Regions from separate parts of the Homo sapiens genome. Here region 1 is linked to region 2. Evidence: read pairs that join two places in POLR2A ChIA-PET (ENCODE). Cell type or tissue: Panc1. All regions are shown on one strand. Each heading gives the region's core, and the rest is flanking DNA. Links, peaks and the distances in the headings are about the cores only. Region 1 has its middle 32 kb from the start of ASAP2. Region 2 overlaps LOC105373414 (a long non-coding RNA gene).

Region 1 (2,913 bases), core at 154-2,653, 68 kb after region 2:
TGTATTGTCTCCCAAGCCTGCATGCTAGAAGTCCAAGATCAAGGTGTCAATAGGGTTGGGTCCTTCTGAGGGTTCTGAGAGAATCTCAGAGAGAACCTGGGCTTCTCTCCTGTCTTCCCTCTGGACATGCCCGTCTCTGTGTCCAAAGCTCCCCTTTTTATAAGGACGCCAGTTGTATTGGATGAGAATCCACCCTAATGATCTCATTTTAACTCGATTACCTCTTTAAGGACCCTTTCTGAATAAGGTCACATTGTCAGGGTCTGGAGCTTAGGACTCCAACATAGATTTTTCTGAGGGACATGATTCAACCCTAACAGATGTTAAATGACTTACAGACCCTAACCCTGGGGCAGTGACAAGGGCAGTGGACTGAAAGTTAAAAAACCTTGGTTCTAGTTTTAGCTTGGCACTGTTTTTAGCAAGCCATCGATGGGGTGAACCGAAAGAGGGAAGGCACATCGGTCCCACATTTCATGCCATCGATGATCCTGGGTGGGTGTTCCCTGGATTGCTTGCTGGGTTTAGAAGAATTCTGAGGCTGCCTTTGGGCTCTACAAAAATGCTCTGATTAAGTCGAAGGTTTTCCACACTTGGGGCTGGCAGGCCAGGTCGCCCGAGATGCCATGGATTTGCCATCCTGACTTGGCTGATCACTAAGTTCCCGTTCAGTGGATTGAAGCTGCTCAAGAAGGACTTGGTGATTGATGTGAACCGGTATCATTGTTAGTGTGATTACCGATCATGGCCATCAACAGAACATACATTCAGTACTTAGCGTTGTGCAGGACCACTTTCTCCCGTAGCCAAAGGCAGAAACATTAAGAGAAAGGAGAAGACCCAGGCCCCAAGATTCTTATTGGTACGTCTATATAAAAGAGCAGATGTGGCCAGGCATGGTGGCTCACGCCTGTAATCCCAGCACTTTGGGAGGTGGAGGAAGGAGGATCACTTGAAGTCAGGAGTTTGAGACCAGCCTGGCCAACATGGTGAAACCCTGTCTCTACTAAAACTACAAAAATTAACTGGGCATGGTGGCGTGCACCTGTAATCCTGGCTACTCTAAAAGCCGAGGCAGAAGAATCACTTGAAGCCAGGAGGCGGAGGTTACAGTGAGCCGAGATCATGCCACTGCACTACGGCCTGGGAGGAGACAGAGTGAGACTCTGTCTCAAAAATAAAAAATAAAAAGAGCAGATGCCACGTTACTTAAGCTCAATTAGTTCAAACGGTCCTCTCTACCTCGACATTACAAACATGGGGCCTGTCCTGTGCATCGTATGACATGTAACCACATCCTCGGCCCCTCCCGCTAGATTCTAGGGCACTCTCTCCCAGTTGTGACACTCCAAATCCCCCACAGCTGGGAACCACTGATTTACATCCAGCAAGGTGATCTCATGGATTAATAATGTTCCAACTCAAACTTCAAGACTCTTTCCTCTGACAATTCTGTCTTCATGGAACAAGAAACTGCTTTGAAGAACCATGGCACAGTCGTGGCTAAAGCAGCTGTGACCATTTTTCAAAAATGGAAACCAATTAAAAACCTGGCACGGACAAATATGACCTCCAGCCATCTCAGGGCTCTTATATGAGCTCTGAAGTGGGCAGAATTTAGTGCCTTAAGCATACAGATTTCTAAGGGATGTGTGACTCAGACTGGTGCTTAAGTGCTGCCTTAGTGGACACTCGACACCAGCAGAATGTTTCTGACTCTCAGGCATTTCAGCTGATCTGCATGTGAACTTCAGCGCTGCCACTTACCAGCTGTGTGACACTTCCTCTCTGAGCTTCAGTTTCCTCCCTGCAAAGTGGGGATAAAGCTATGTGGCAGAGACTGCTAATTGCCTGCCTTCATATCCATTTTCTGCTTTCTCCTAATTAAGATAACCTGGATTATTATTATTATTATTATTATTATTATTATTATTATTATTATTATTGAGACAGAGTCTTTCTCTGTTGCCCAGGCTGGAGTGCAGTGGCATGATCTCAGCTCCCTGCAACTTCCGCCTTCCAGTTTCCAGCAATTCTCCTGCCTCTGCCTCCTGAGCAGCTGGGATTATAGGTGCCTGCCACCACACCCGGCTAGTTTTTGTATTTTTAGTAGAGACGGGGTTTCATCATGTTGGCCAGGCTAGCCTCAAACTCCTGGCCTCAAGCGACCCACTCTCTCTGGCCTCCCAAAGTGCTGGGATTACAGGTGTTAGCAACCATGTCTGGCCCAGAGAACTTGGATTTTTAGTTGGCCATATTGCCAACAGAAAGAAGAGATTGAAGTTCACATCTTTATAAAGGTAGGGGAATGATTTTCCCTTCTACTGCCTTCCTTCTTCCTGTTGCTTGAAACAAGGATGTAACGACTGGAATTCTTGCAGCCACCTTGGACCCAAGAAGAAGCCTGGAGAAAATGAGCCACGTGCTAAGGATGCAAAAAAATAAGAGTCTGGCTCCTTGATGACACCAGGGAGTCACGCACGTCTAGACTTCCTTTATGAGAAAGAGAAATATAATTGCATTACTTAAGCTAATCTTACCTAAGTTTTTGGGTATATGCAATTCAACCTAATCCTAGCTTGTGGTAAGGATCTTCAGACACAAACACAAAACTTCAAATGTGATGCTGGGTGCATTTATAATGGGGTCAAGACCAGTGGGTGTTCAGTCTGCCATGTGGGGGTAGATAATCATAAACAATTTTTTGCCTAGTCTTAAACATATTATTTTAATTTAAAATATACATTCATTCACCCATATTTTGAGTTGTTGTACCTGATTAGAATTTCCACGTCTGCTTAGAGTTTTGCAAATACTAATTCACCCTTAGTAAGTCTTTTATCTAAAATAAAGTTGTTGTTTCAAGATAACTCTATTTCATTGGTCACATATGTATCATTAAGCTGTGTAATT
Region 2 (2,913 bases), core at 222-2,721:
AACCAACTCCCCATGTCTTCTCATGGGGGCCGGAAATTCCTCCACTAAAAATTCACTCCTTCACGGGTCTTCGATGCTTTCTCAAGTAGTCTAGGACACGGTGGTGGAGGGAGAACCAGCCCAGGAGCCAGGCAGCCTAGCCCTGGGTTTCCTCCTTGTGTGGGTGCTGGCTCTGCCCTTACCGGCCTGGTGACCTGGATAAACTCATTCTCTTTCTTTCTCATTTTTTCCACCTAAAATGGCAACGCTAATGCCTGTCTCACGTGCTGTCGTGCAGATTAGATGAGATAATGGATGTGAACGCCAAGTGTTGCAGAGACGTAAGCGGCATTATCGTTACTGAAATGTCCCAGCCAGATCATCCCCAGGAGGGATTAATGGCCCACCAGGACAGGTGGGCACCTGGGGTGGTCGGAAGAGCCAGGAGAACCACAGCAGGGAAAAAGACTTCAGGAAAGGAAAGGAGAGAGACCCCACCGCTGGCACAACCACAGAAGTTTTGGGGATGAGGAGGGGCTCTAGATATTTCCCCACTTCCCCAGACAGCCGTGTGCCCTTACAGGGGAACTGAAGCTGCCCACCCGGCTCAGGCCTGACCCCCCAGGTACCTGCTGCCCCAGGTGTGCGGGAGGAGGGTGATGGCAGACGGACACCCACCTGGTGAAAGAGCCAGTCAGAAAAATAACTGAGCGTGCCTGGGTGCATGCAGACACATCCCCAGGTAATTTAGACAAAAAGGCCCCGTGTTGGCACGAGTAGCCCATGGATGTCAGACCAGAGTAATTGCTTTCTTTGTCAGAATTTCCTGCATAATTTCCTCTCCTTTGTTTAGCTGAGAGAACCTGGCCTTGCATCTGGGAGTCTGCTTGCCAAACATGATTGGGTTCTTAGAGATGAAAGACACAGAGTGAGCTATTTTCCATAAACACACTGGCACATGTGTTAATTACTGCAAGGAGAAAACCAGCCCCCATGTTTCACGTGGGAGGTGCGTGGTGCTGTGGGGGGAGCGATGGGTGGAGGGAGGACACCCTTCAGGATCACAGTAGCTACTTCTCACCAGGACACTGCTGCCATCCAGCCTTTGTTCTGGGCATTTTGCGTTAAAAATCTCATTTAATCTTCACAACAGGCCTGTGAGGCAGAATCCAGGAATGGAAAGAACTCGGGTTTAGAAGCCAAACATTGCTGGATTTAGTTCTGTCCTCAGCCACTTACTGAGTGAACGGGGCAAGCTACTTGCTTACTGGAGCTTCAGTTTTCCCGTCTGTTAAATGGAAATAATACTGGCTTCAGTGTGTTGTGAGAATTCCCTATAGTAATGACTGTGAAACAGCTGAAACCCTGCAGGCAGGTGGTAAATGATAGCTCTCGTGTTGCCCTTTATGGATAAGGATGCAAGAAGTTTAGGATGGTTGGCCAATGCCACACTGCTGGTCAGCAGCAGAGCTAGGTCCGTCTCCCTGCCAAAGGCAGGCATTTTGCTCAGAGGCCACCAAACCCATACCCTTGGTGGCCAACATGGCAGCGGCCGGATCGGAGTCTCCCCCCAGTACTTTGTAAGCCCATTGAGGGTAAGACTATGCATCAGATCTCTTGGCATCCTTGGTATCCTTGGCAGGTCTCTTGGTATCCTTGGCATCCTCTCTCACAGTGCCGTAAATGTTCCTTAAATGGATGAAAGCATTCAGGAGCACCTAGAATAGATTGAGCAGATAACCGCATAACAGGTGTCCACTGTGTGCATATAACTTCAGCCTCTTCTGCGTTGTTGGGACATGAAGTCCCTTCGCTTTGCATGGAAAATAGTCTAGGCACCCCCTGGCTGACTTGCCACGATGCCTGTCCTCAGGACAGGAAGAAGGATGGGCCCAAGGAGGAGAATTGCGTCAGAGGTCAAGAAATGAACTCCAGCAGAAGTAGCACAAACAGGGAACCCATAAGGAAGCTTGTGATGAACAAACATAGGGCAGATGAAGTGGAATATTGGATGGAAACACACCTTGAAAATGCACAGACCTGTGGCAAGGGAAGGGATCACTGCTTAGATCAATAGCAGGGCCTTGGACCATGGTTAGGGGGATGCTTGTTAGTGCTTCCCTGGGCTGCAGGGAGCCACGGAAAACAGGCCAGGGCAGGAGACCGGCCAGTGACTCACACGGCGGAACACAGGTTTAGAGGAGCAAAATCTGAAGGGCCCCTCTCCTTCTCCCCACCTGTTTTCTGTCACGTGCTCTGGACCTGAGCCCACAGTGGGGCAGCTCCCTCGGCCTCCAGTGGAAGGCGGAAGCACTTGACAAAAAGCCTCCAGTTAACCGGGGCAAGCAGCAGGGTGGGGCTCAGGCCTTCTGGCCAAGTCCTTGTCTCCCTCGAGTCTCCAGCTTTCTCCTGAGAGGCAAAGCCCTCGCCAGGCAGGCTTTAATAAGCAGTAGTGCCCTGCACCCCTGCCCAAGTCCCCGGACCCCATGCTGGCAGGCTACTGCAGCCCCTATCTTGCCTGGCACATGGCACATGGGGTGTCTTGGCATGTGGGGTGGTGCTGTATGCCTGTAGTCACAGACTGGCACTCACTGCAAGAGCTTCCAATGTGTGAGAGCTGAGGCTAGAGTTCCTTGCTGCCTGTGAAGATGGTGCTGTGACCGGAGCAGGCCTCATAATGAGCCGGTGATTTCATCCCCTCCAGACAGAAGACAAAGTCTGTGCCTTCTGGGCAAAACATTAGCTGACCCGTGACACTGCTCAGACCCCAGAGGCCTGGCTCCCGGCCTGCCGGGAGCAGTCACTCCAAACAGCTGCGGCTGTGAGGCCTTCAGAGAGTGGCTAATTAGGGTCTCACCTGGCCAGCTCCAATCTGCAACCACAAGCTCGAGGCCCAGCTGCCTCTCCCCAGTGCCTCTGGGGCTCCGCTGCCTC

The links. Peaks named below come from ENCODE experiments on the same cell type or tissue, not always from the same donor. Only the 100,000 strongest peaks of a DNase experiment are listed, where the experiment ranks them.
Region 1: POLR2A ChIA-PET joins it to region 2 with 6 read pairs; 3 of 35 experiments call an interaction of 5 or more read pairs at or near these places.

Annotation. Positions count from the first base shown.
Region 1 is chr2:9,173,605-9,176,517 of GRCh38, forward strand. No RefSeq gene overlaps it. Among named protein-coding and RNA genes, the nearest start is that of ASAP2, 32 kb to the right of the region's middle. In Panc1, for the core only: no CTCF peak of the experiment used is centred there; no DNase peak of the experiment used is centred there; H3K27ac peaks cover 517 bases.
Region 2 is chr2:9,105,579-9,108,491 of GRCh38, forward strand. LOC105373414 (a long non-coding RNA gene) reads left to right here. Exons shown (of 6, transcript NR_187861.1): 4 at 278-394; 5 at 833-988; 6 at 1,133-2,913. Among named protein-coding and RNA genes, the nearest start is that of ASAP2, 100 kb to the right of the region's middle. RefSeq lists an enhancer at 1-75. In Panc1, for the core only: no CTCF peak of the experiment used is centred there; no DNase peak of the experiment used is centred there.